Regions from separate parts of the Homo sapiens genome. Here region 2 is linked to region 1. Evidence: chromatin loops called from intact Hi-C (ENCODE). Cell type or tissue: Caco-2. All regions are shown on one strand. Links, peaks and the distances in the headings refer to the core of each region. The heading gives the core; the rest is flanking DNA.

What was found. A loop is a pair of places that touch in the nucleus more often than their neighbours do. Peaks named below come from ENCODE experiments on the same cell type or tissue, not always from the same donor. Only the 100,000 strongest peaks of a DNase experiment are listed, where the experiment ranks them.
Region 2: it touches region 1 in a loop (2.3-fold over the local background); 8 of 110 quality-filtered maps call a loop at or near these places.

What each region holds. Positions count from the first base shown.
Region 1 is chr11:94,309,638-94,315,010 of GRCh38, reverse strand. No RefSeq gene overlaps it. Among named protein-coding and RNA genes, the nearest start is that of IZUMO1R, 7.7 kb to the right of the region's middle. In Caco-2, for the core only: no CTCF peak of the experiment used is centred there; no DNase peak of the experiment used is centred there.
Region 2 is chr11:94,398,629-94,404,001 of GRCh38, reverse strand. GPR83 (G protein-coupled receptor 83) reads left to right here and starts at 2,583. Exons shown (of 4, transcript NM_016540.4): 1 at 2,583-3,141. The coding sequence starts at 2,755. In Caco-2, for the core only: no CTCF peak of the experiment used is centred there; a DNase peak (open chromatin) is centred at 2,461; H3K4me3 peaks cover 1,315 bases; H3K27me3 peaks cover 654 bases.

The sequences.
Region 1 (5,373 bases), core at 192-5,191:
CGAAGACAGCACCAAGTCATGAGGGATCTGCCTCCATGCTCTAAACACCTCCCACCAGGCTCCACCTCCAGCATTGGGGATTACAGTTCAACATGAGACTTGCTTGGCTGGAGACAAATGTCCAGACTATATCAGCAGCTAACTAGAAGCAGGGCATTCCATGTGATTGGTGAGGGGGCATATTTAGCTTTCCCCAGTTGGTCCTAAGTTAAAAGCAGGAGCTGAAATAGGAAAGCTGGAAGTTATTAATCAATTCCTGATCATTTTGGGTCAATCGTTATAGGGGCTATCCTTTGGCTTCCTGGAATGGATACTGTGGATAGTAAGTTGGCTTCCTGGGCTGGCTGTTACAGGTTGTGGGTCAGAGTCCTGCTTTATACATTGCCTGGTCATTGCTCATTTGTATATTCAATCTTTCAATTCCCAGGACCAGCATTTTCCAGCATAGAGTAAGAACGCAGTAATTATGAGTTAATTAATATGAAGCGGGCAACTTCGAATTTGACATTGCCCCTCAGAGGTGCAGCTCCCTTCCATCCTCTTTCTACCCGGCTTCTGCATCCCTGTGTCTTTACTAGCTCCATTCCCTGTCACTTCCTTGACTGTAGGTGAGTCAGAGAGACTCTCCACAAGCTTTTCCTTTTTCTCTCTTTATTTTCCTTAGAGAACTCATCTACTTCCACACTTCTAGGAAAGTGAGTCCAGGATTCTTATCTGCAGCCCACATCTCTTTCCTGCACTGTGGGTCAATTGGCTGATGGACAACTCCTCGCTGACATCCTGCCAGCATCTCAGAGCCCATCATCAGCTCCTCCTCACTGGGAAATCCTCTTTCCTCCTCCAGATGTTTCTTTCTTTTTTTTTTTTTTTTGAGATGGAGTTTCACTCTTGTTGCCCAGGCTGGAGTGCAATGGTGCGATCTCGGCTCACCACAACCTCTGCCTCCCAGGTTCAAGCGATTCTCCTGCCTCAGCCTCACTAGTAGCTGGGATTACAGGCATGTGCCACCATGCCCAGCTAATTTTGTATTTTTAGTAGAGACGAGATTTCTCCATGTTGGTCAGGCTGGTCTTGAACTCCCGACCTCAGGTGATCCGCCTGCCTTGGCCTCCCAAAGTGCTAGGATTACAGGCATGAGCCACCGCGCCCGGCCCTCCAGATGTTTCTATTTAGTTTTTTGTGGCAAAAGCACTATTGAACATGGTTTCTGATTCTGTGGGAGAGTAAATCTGAGGATGGATGTAAGGAAAACCGAGTAGGAGGGAATACAAAAAAAGGGCGACTGGTGTTGTTGGCAGGAAAAGTGTCCCCTGGGGATGCAAGAAGGGAGTGGACACTCAAGCTATCTCAAGGGCTGGAGCTGGGGAAAGTGATCTGACCTTTTCTCCTTACCCCCTAGTCTCCAAAGTCCATTGTATCATTTGTATGCCTTTGTATCCTTGTAGCTTAGCTCCCACTTGTAGCTTAGCTTCCAACACCAGCCTGGAACACCAAAATAATCTTCATTTCTGGGTCTTCCAACAGACAAAGCAACAGGACATTGGGAAGCAACTAAGGAAGCAGTCCTTTTTGTGGAGGAGTTCAGTAGGGGTGGGGTGGGAGAGGAATGGCAGGGGTGCTCAGTGCTCCTCCATCAGGCAGCAGAGGTGGTCTAGGAACAAGATCTCTGTGCATGACTGTCAGGCTGCAGCAACTCCTGCGCTTGGTAAGGGACCTCACTGAGGAAAGTTACTCAGAAAGAATCTTAAAGCAAGGGCAGCATAAAAGAGGGCCATTTTGTTTTGTTTTTCATTTGCCCCCCAGGACTTCCCATTGTCCCTGAGGAAGGACTTGAATAGGGTTTGATGTTCCCACATCATCAAAAGTGACTGGGTTGCCTCCAGGAGAAGGAACACCCTCCAGTAGCTCCCTGCTACCAAGACCTAGTACAATCCAAAGTGGGGAAAGTTCCTCTTATAAATGGAAGCATCAGAGTGCAGTTATCCAAGGCTGTTGGTTTCTTTGTGATAGTTCTCTGTCCCTAATGTCTTATACCTATTTTGTGGCACTTTATGCAAAAATATGCTCTAAGCTTCTATTGATTCTATCTTCTAATAGTTCCTGAATCTGCCCCTCTTGTGTCCACTGCCTCTACTGTGGCTTGGCTTCATGCCTCCTAGAAAGTTGCTCACAATTAGGTTTCTAGCACCTGCCTTCTGATTTTCTTTCTTTCCTGCACATTCATTCTACATATTGTCCTTATCCTCCTTGTCTTCCATTTGGCTTTCTTCTAATCTACTGTTTAAACAACCGTTGAGTCTTTAATAAATCTACAGCTTCTGGTTACAGAGAGTGGAATGAATACCTGGGATTCCACTAAAAAGATTATTTCCATGTTCCTTTTTCAAGAGCATGTGAAGGAAACCATCAGTGAACAAGAGATTTCAACAAATATTTAGAAGACAGAAAGCACATGAGGGCACATCAAAGGAAACAAGGAGGCCAGAGAAATTGGAGGTGGCAGCTGTAGTGGACGAAGGAGCTGATTCATCACGCAGAAACTCTGAGAGGATCTGGGCTCAGAGTTGGCAGGTGTTGGGGGCAGAGCAAGAAAGTCTCTACATGCCCCTGGCCCACGTGTCCTCTGCCCAAATCTAGTGCTCAGGCAACCCAACTTTAGCCCCTGGGGTAGAAGAACCTTCTCTAAAAAATTAAATTCTGGATAGTGCTGAAGTTGGGTTTTGTTTTTGTTTTTTAAGATAGGGTCTCACTCTGTCACCAGGCTGGAGTGCAGTGGTGCAATCTTGGCTCACTGTAGCCCCAACCTCCCAGGTTCAAGCAGTCCTCCTGCCTCAGCCCCTCAAGTAGCTGGGACTAAAGGTGCATGGCACCACACCCAGCTAATTGGATAGTGCTGAAATTTCACATATGGTTGTTAGCATCCCAGAGAGAACCATCCCTATTCTGGCATGCAAAGGCTCCATACCCCAATATAGCTATATAGCTCCTGCTAACTTGGTCTCGAGATGGACAATGGTCAGACCACATATAACAATAGAACTCTAACCCATTATCTATAGTAACCAGCCCAGAAGCCATCCTACTATCTTGCAAGTCAGACTCGTAGGACATCAGTACTGTCTCTCTAGCAATTAGCCCAGAAAGCCAAACAATCAGCCCTGCAGTAGCCCCAAACAGCCAGGAGTTGATTAATAACTGTTAGGTTCCCTAATTTTTATCCCTGGGATTGAAAGACTGAATCTACAAATGAACAATGGCTAGCTGTATATAAAACAGGATTCTGACCCACAAGTAGCCCAAGAAGCCAACCTACTAACTGCACTTGGTAAGGGATCTTACCTTCAGGAAGATACAGTCCAGGAAGCCAAAGAATAATCCCTATCACAATTGACCCAACATGGCCAAGAATTTATTAATAGCCAGCTTTCTCATTTTTGGCTCCATTTCCAACTTAGGACCAATCAGAAAAAGCTAAGTATGTTCCCTGAACCAAACACATAGGATGCCCATTTCTAGTTAGCCTGCCTACAGCTTGCCCCTGCCCACAGCCTCTGAGCCTAGCAGACCTAAAGCCTTCCCATTTTTTTTTTTTTTTTTGAGATGGAGTCTCGCACTGTCGCCCAAGCTCGAGTGCATTGGTGCAATCTCAGCTCACTGCAACCTCTGCCTCCCGAGTTCAAGCGATTCTCCTGCCTCAGCCTCCCAAGTAGCTGGGATAATAGGCACCCGCCACCATGCCCAGCTAATTTTTTTGTATTTTTAGTAGAGACAGGGTTTCACTATGTTGGCCAGGATGGACTCAATCTCCTGACCTTGTGATCTGCTCACCTCAGCCTCCCAAAGTGCTGGGATTACAGGCGTGAGCCACCATGCCCAGCCGAAGGCTTCCCTTTTATCCACTCTAAAACTTTCCCACTCTCCTCCCTGCCTTGAGTCTCTGGCAAAATGCAAGTGATGGTGGCTGACTCCCTTGTAAGCTCTGAACAAATAGCCTTTGCTTGTTCTTATTTGAGTGCTCTTCATTAATTTTCACACTCTGAAGCAAGGTCTTTCTCTCAACAAGCTCTTCTCACATACCAGTAAACCTTTACAAATTGTTACAAATAGCAGCACTGAAATGAAGATCCTTATATAAAACCATGGAGGAAACCTATACTAGCTTGCTATAAAATCAACTCGGCTCCTCATTCTTAAATATGACAGCCAAAGATAGACAGCCAAAGCCACCAGACTCAGAGAGAACGAGCAGCACGTAGGAGACGATAAAGAAAACAGAACAGATTGACCTTGGAGGAAACAGGTCATTCAGAGACTCAAAACAAGCTTAAAAACATTCTAATTAGATCTTCAGTGACATTTGAGAAGATATTACATCCATGAAACAAAAAACAGCAGGCTGTGGAAAAAAAAAAAGTCTCTTGGAAATTAAAAGTGAACTGCCAGAATTAAAAAGATTGGAGGATTAAGTTGAGAAACTCAAACAGAACAGAGAGCAAAAAGATAGTCTGAATGTGTGGCAGAAAAGGTAAGTCACATTTTGTCACTTTTTTATAGCTAAACCCAAAAATGGTTAGAAGGGGTGCTCCCAGGGTAGGAACCTGATGGATGAGTGAGCTGGCAGCTGCTCTCTTGCTTTGCATTAGAAATCCCTTGGCCGATGTTTGTGAGCCATGTGCATGGATCACTCTGATTAAAACACACAATCTAACTGCAAATCTGACAGTTCTACTCCTTTGCTTAAAACCCATCACTCCTCCTGTTGATCAAAATTAAGGCTATTTGTAACAATTTGTAAAGGTTTATTGGAAGCAGAAATAATTTGTAAAGGTTTATTGGAAGCCAAATGTGAATAATGACCCAGGAAGACACACTAACAAAGTTGGGAGTCTTCTGGACTCTGTCTCAAAAAAAAAAAAAAAAAAAAAATCACCCTTTTCAATGTCGGTAGGCTACACATTAATCAGTATGTCAACAATTTGGGAACTCATAATAAGATTCTTTCTCAAGGAAAGGATGTCACCATGAATCACAAGACCTACCCCAGGTGAGTTAACTTGGAAGCCTTTTTACTTTTAAACTGTCAGTGTGACCTGTGGGTTATGACTCCTAATCACATGAAGGGGTAGAACTCAGTCTCTTTCCTGACTGTGACTTGCCACCAGCTATCCCTCCCTCTCTCCCACCACTCCCAAATCCACATCAGTTCAACTCAACTACAGATCAGGCTGTTCAGTGTAAGCCTGTGAGCTGGAACCGTGGGTTCAGACTTAGCTGGTTTCTACTTATATTTATGTCCCAATCTGAAAAATGAGAATAGTAAAAAATGATATTATAATACAACAAGGATAATAAGGCTTTTGTGAGGATCAAATG
Region 2 (5,373 bases), core at 154-5,153, 89 kb before region 1:
GGGGAAGAGGAAGAGGAAGTGATTCCAGACCTCATGCCTACCCTTGGATTTTCTCAGGACCGCCTCCCCCTTCAGAGCACACCAGTGCAACTTGCAACTGCCAGCAGTAGCATTTATTTGCCTGAGCCCTTGTTTTGCCTCTGGAGCCCATTTTGGCTATCCACATGGCAGGCCAGAAGTTCAGGAGCATCCTGGGAGAAGGAGCAGACCCCTGGGAGAAGCCTTCAACCAGTGACTAACAGGAGGTGGAGTACAGATACCACAGCTCTGTCACCCCTTGGCTTGGATAGCTGATGTGTACACCTTACACTGGCTTCCCAGCAGGCTTCAGCTTGTCACCCACAGTGGTAGCTGGCTTGACAAAACTCTATTGGTTGCTTTCCCTTTCTTGTCACACTTCTCCACTTCCCTATTGGTGTTTGCCTTCATCTCCCAAATGAACCCTCTCACTAGAGTATTTGTCACAGGAGATGCTTTTGGGGAAAGCTAAGAACTAAAACACCTCACCTCTTTCAGAAAGAAAGTTTCAGGCTTCTGGTGTAAATGCCCTCACACTTACAAGGTGGGCATGATGAGCAGGGAATCAAAGTGAAGACATTAGTTAGGTGGCCCAGATTACAAATATGCCGGCTAGCAAGCACCTTCTGTGGTACTTGGAAGAGAGTGCTTGGAAGGGCACTGGCTACCTTTGATTTCTTTCTCTGAGCTTGACGCTGACTATTCCTCTTCTATCCATACACTCTTTGTTGACACTGGGCACAGTCAATTGACTAGGATTCTGTTTTCTAAATGACCATCATATTCCGGCCTTGCCTCTCAAGATGATGCCAGGTCATCTTGATGGAGCAGCAAGTCTACCTAAGCTTTTTTCTTTTTGAGACGGAGTCTCGCTCTGTCGCCCAGGCTGGAGTGCAGTGGCGCGATCTCGGCTCACTGCAAGCTCCGCCTCCCGGGTTCACGCCATTCTCCTGCCTCAGCCTCCTGAGTAGCTGGGACTACAGGCGCTTGCCACCACGCCCAGCTAATTTTTTGTATTTTTAGTAGAGATGGGGTTTCACCGTGTTAGCCAGGATGGTCTCGGTCTCCTACCTCGTGGATCCGCCCGCCTCGACCTCCCAAAGTGCTGGGATTGCAGGCGTGAGCCACCGCGCCCGGCCCCCAAGCTTTCAGTGTTTACAGGCAGTCTCTTGGTTTATTTCCTGGAGCTAAAGATGTATTATTTCATCGGCCTAGCACCTTGTCCCTTCTAGGATCTGTCACATAATCCCCTATTTCAGCCATTTAATCCTGTGAGACCTGCCAGGTCCTTCAGTATAATTGAGGGTTATCTGCTAGCCATCCTTTCCTCCAGACACAGTTGCTTGAAGAGTACATGTGAAGTGGAAAACTGGAGACAAGAGTAATACCTAGGTTTGAGTCATTGTTTGGGTCCCAGCCCAAGGACATTGCTCCCCAGGGCACGTTGACACAATGTAAAGAATCTACATGGTGTTTCCTGTTGGGGGTCAGGGGTGGTTACCAGTAGTCAACCAGATATTGCATGTCTTGCACCAGAGGGCAATGCAGTGAGAGATGTATACAGGGGTCTCTGAAAACCTCACATTTAGGAAAAGAAAGCCTTTTAACCAAGGCCAAAAATGTTAAATGGCTTGCCCAAGATTTCACAGCTAGGAAGTGACAAAGCTGGGATTAAACCCTAATTACAGAGCCCATGGTCTTTACTACAGGCTTGTGGGTGGCAGAGGACCCAGTGACTGGGAGAGTTTTCACAGTGGAAGTGAAAACGGGTGAGCAGGATAGCAAGGTTTCCTGAAGAAGTAGATGGGGAAGGAAAAACAGCATGGGTCATAATATCCCTTAAAGATATAGCTTCAAGGACTTCCATGGCAGAAAAATTCAAGTTACCCAAGAGGTGAGCACACAGCTAAACTTCTCTTTTCCTTCGCTTCTTTGATGGTATCCGAACTGCTTTGAAGAGTTTCCTTGAAAAACAAAGCTCCCCAGATTGCATTCCTGGGGGCTGTCAAAGAAACTGTAATCCTTTAATAAGCCCTCCAGCACCTCTGGTATCTGGATACTCCGGGGACTTGGAGAATCCTTAACGTCTCTATTTTTTGGTTTGCCTTTTTCCTGGGACCGCCGGGACGCAGCGATCCATTTCGATATTGAAACTGTGCCAAGGCTAAGGCTTAGGTGGAAACAAATGGAATATATCCTTGTCACTGACCCGGCTTTGCCAGCATGCCCCCTCATCATCCCAAGTGCCCCTGTGGGCTTCCTCCCACCTGCCTGCCCTGCTTCCTTTACAAGAGGCTAAGCCGACACCACGCGAGTGTGTACGCGCTGGGGACTGAGCCCCCGAAGCGAAGCCCTGTCGGAGGAGTTTCAGGCGGGAGTGGGAACGGCTGGGCGTGGGGTCAGCAACGGCGCCACCCGGTAGGGTGGGGGGAGCCAGGCTTGTCAGAGCCAGAGCGCGTCACCGTCGCCGCGAGAGACGCCGCGCTGCCCAATAGGCAGAGGCGCTCCCTAGCAGCCTGGTGGGAGCAGAGATATAAAAGTGCTCCAACAAACCCGGAGCTGGCGTGCCGACCGCGGGCTGGTGGCGGGCGGCGCGGTGCTCCGCGCGTCCGGGCTCCCTGGCTCCTCGGGACGGCCTTGTATGCTGTGCGCCCCGCACCCCGGCTGCGCGCTCCGATCCCAGCGGGAGGGGACGCCCGGCCCGCAGGCTCCCAGGGGAGGGGTGGCTCCTGCAAAATGGTCCCTCACCTCTTGCTGCTCTGTCTCCTCCCCTTGGTGCGAGCCACCGAGCCCCACGAGGGCCGGGCCGACGAGCAGAGCGCGGAGGCGGCCCTGGCCGTGCCCAATGCCTCGCACTTCTTCTCTTGGAACAACTACACCTTCTCCGACTGGCAGAACTTTGTGGGCAGGAGGCGCTACGGCGCTGAGTCCCAGAACCCCACGGTGAAAGCCCTGCTCATTGTGGCTTACTCCTTCATCATTGTCTTCTCACTCTTTGGCAACGTCCTGGTCTGTCATGTCATCTTCAAGAACCAGCGAATGCACTCGGCCACCAGCCTCTTCATCGTCAACCTGGCAGTTGCCGACATAATGATCACGCTGCTCAACACCCCCTTCACTTTGGTAAGGGGCCCGCTGCCTGCCGCCCCACCTTCTGTCTTCGTCTCCCTTTCCTCTCTCAGTTCTCTGGCCTCCCTCTGCCGTTCTGCGTCTCCCTGTGGGTCCCCACTTCTCTCTCCACATCTCTCTTCCTCCTCATTTCTCCTCTCCTCTGCCTCTGTCTTCCTGTCCTAGTCTCTTTTCTCCCTCCTCTGTCATCTCGGTTCTTGTATCTCTCCTGTTTTTCTTAGTCTTTCTTTCAGTCTCTGTCTCTCTCTCTGAAGTCTTTCTGTCTCTCTTCTCTATCTCTCAGTGTCCTCATCTTTTTTTTTTTTTTTGTCTTTCAGCCTCCCTATTCATCTGTCTCTGTCTCCTCACCTGTTATCTCTTTTTCTTCTTGTCAGTCTCTCTGTGATTTTATTTTTCTATTCTCTCTCCTCTCCTCTCCTCTCCCCACCTCTCCTCTCTTCCTCTCTCCCCTGCCTCACTCTCTGATTTCTCCCCACTTTTTTCTGTCTCATCGCCTTATCAGCCAGAGCTTCTGCGGCGGTGGCATTGGGTCAATGGTTTGAGTGTCTGCAGCCAGCTGGAAATGAATGACCATTTCCTGTTTAATCTCACTGGGTCTGGGCTTGCTTGATAATTGAGCAGTAAATCAATGCCCCTGAAATGTCAGCAGAGATGATCAGGTCCCCCTCCCTCTGAATTGCAGCCTGTTCAGTGCCCAGCCGTACCCATGGGATACTGCTTTGTGCTACAACTGAAATATCAAACAATTGCTAATTGTTAATGGAACATTAAGTGCATTTTCCCAGACCACTTATTTAAAGTGCATTTCCCTTCTGTGGGTTGATAATGAGGCTGTGTTTGAGGTCTGTGTTGAGGAAGAAATGAGGGGAGGTGGGCTTGGGCCCCAGAAATCGGGCAGGCTGGGGGCATTTGCACATTGGCAGCTGATGGGATTCTTCCCCAAGCCCTGGCTACTTAGCGCTGGTGGTGTCCCGCTGTGACCGGGGAGTGTGGCTCTCATGGATGATTTGGGACTGTAAGGGCGATGACTGAGCAACCATAGTGACAGTTATACTGCATGTTTCTCTAGTGTGTTATATTTTTTCATTTTATGGAATAACTTTGTCATTTGAGTGATTACTAAAGCAATATCTATTAATCCCTCTCTGTCTGTCTCCTTGCCATCTCTCATACACAACCAGATATAACAGACAAGCAAAAAACACAGGATGAACCCCCACAAGTCCATCACCTGTGTGAACATCCTTCCAAATCTTATATTGAAAAAGTACCCTCACATTCTCTTTCTCATCCTCACTTATTAGAATATTACTCACATTTTGCAGATGAGAAAACTAGGGCACAGAGAGGTTCAATCCCTTGTCCAAAGCCACCTGGCCAGTAGTTGGCAGAGCCAGGATGAGAATTCCATCCCCTAACTCAAATCCAGAGGTCGGTCCACTAACCAGCCAGCTGGGAGTGAAGGACACTCTTGGACCATGTTTAGCTTCTGCTACTCCAAACCCTGGACTTGTTCTGATCTCCTTTCAGCCTACGTCTAACGTATTGATGGCCACTTAATATCCCCTGGGCATTACCCAAGGATGAGTGGGCTTTCAAATACTCTCCTCCTCCCTGGGTGTCTCAAAGCACAAGACAACAGCATCCCTGTCACCCGTTGGCGCCTCCCTTGGTTTCTGACCTGAGAATCTACAGTGGTACGGTTGGGCTGTGCTACCTAGGTTGGGAACTGGGAAGCCACAGAACATGGCCTTTTTTGCTGCTGCCCAGAGCCAGGATACAGGGCTGGATCTGCAGCAGACACAAGAAGGGGTAGGGAGGCCATGGACGCGAGGACAGGCTACACCTGAGAGCTGGCAATACCTGCCCCAGAGGATCTCCTGCAAGAGACAGGATGCCAAGGTCCTCAGAGCCCAGCACCCCCTCCAGTATGAGCCAAAGCAGCTTAGCCTTGAACCTGACCCATCAAGCTGCCCCAATCCAAACTTGGATTACAGTTTATAAGGTGCTGGCAGGTAGGAAAGGGAGAAGGTTGTGGGGAGGGACTTCCAACCCCTTGGCCTTACTCAGCACAGGCTCCCCCATCGGGAAAGGCATCCCTGCCTTTGCCTGATTGGCAACAATATCCTTCTTCCCTGGTCTCCCTTCCTGTCCACTTAATCTACTGCAGTCAGCATGAAGCCTAGCTCTGATGATGGACAGAAAAGCAGACAATTACTTACAGTT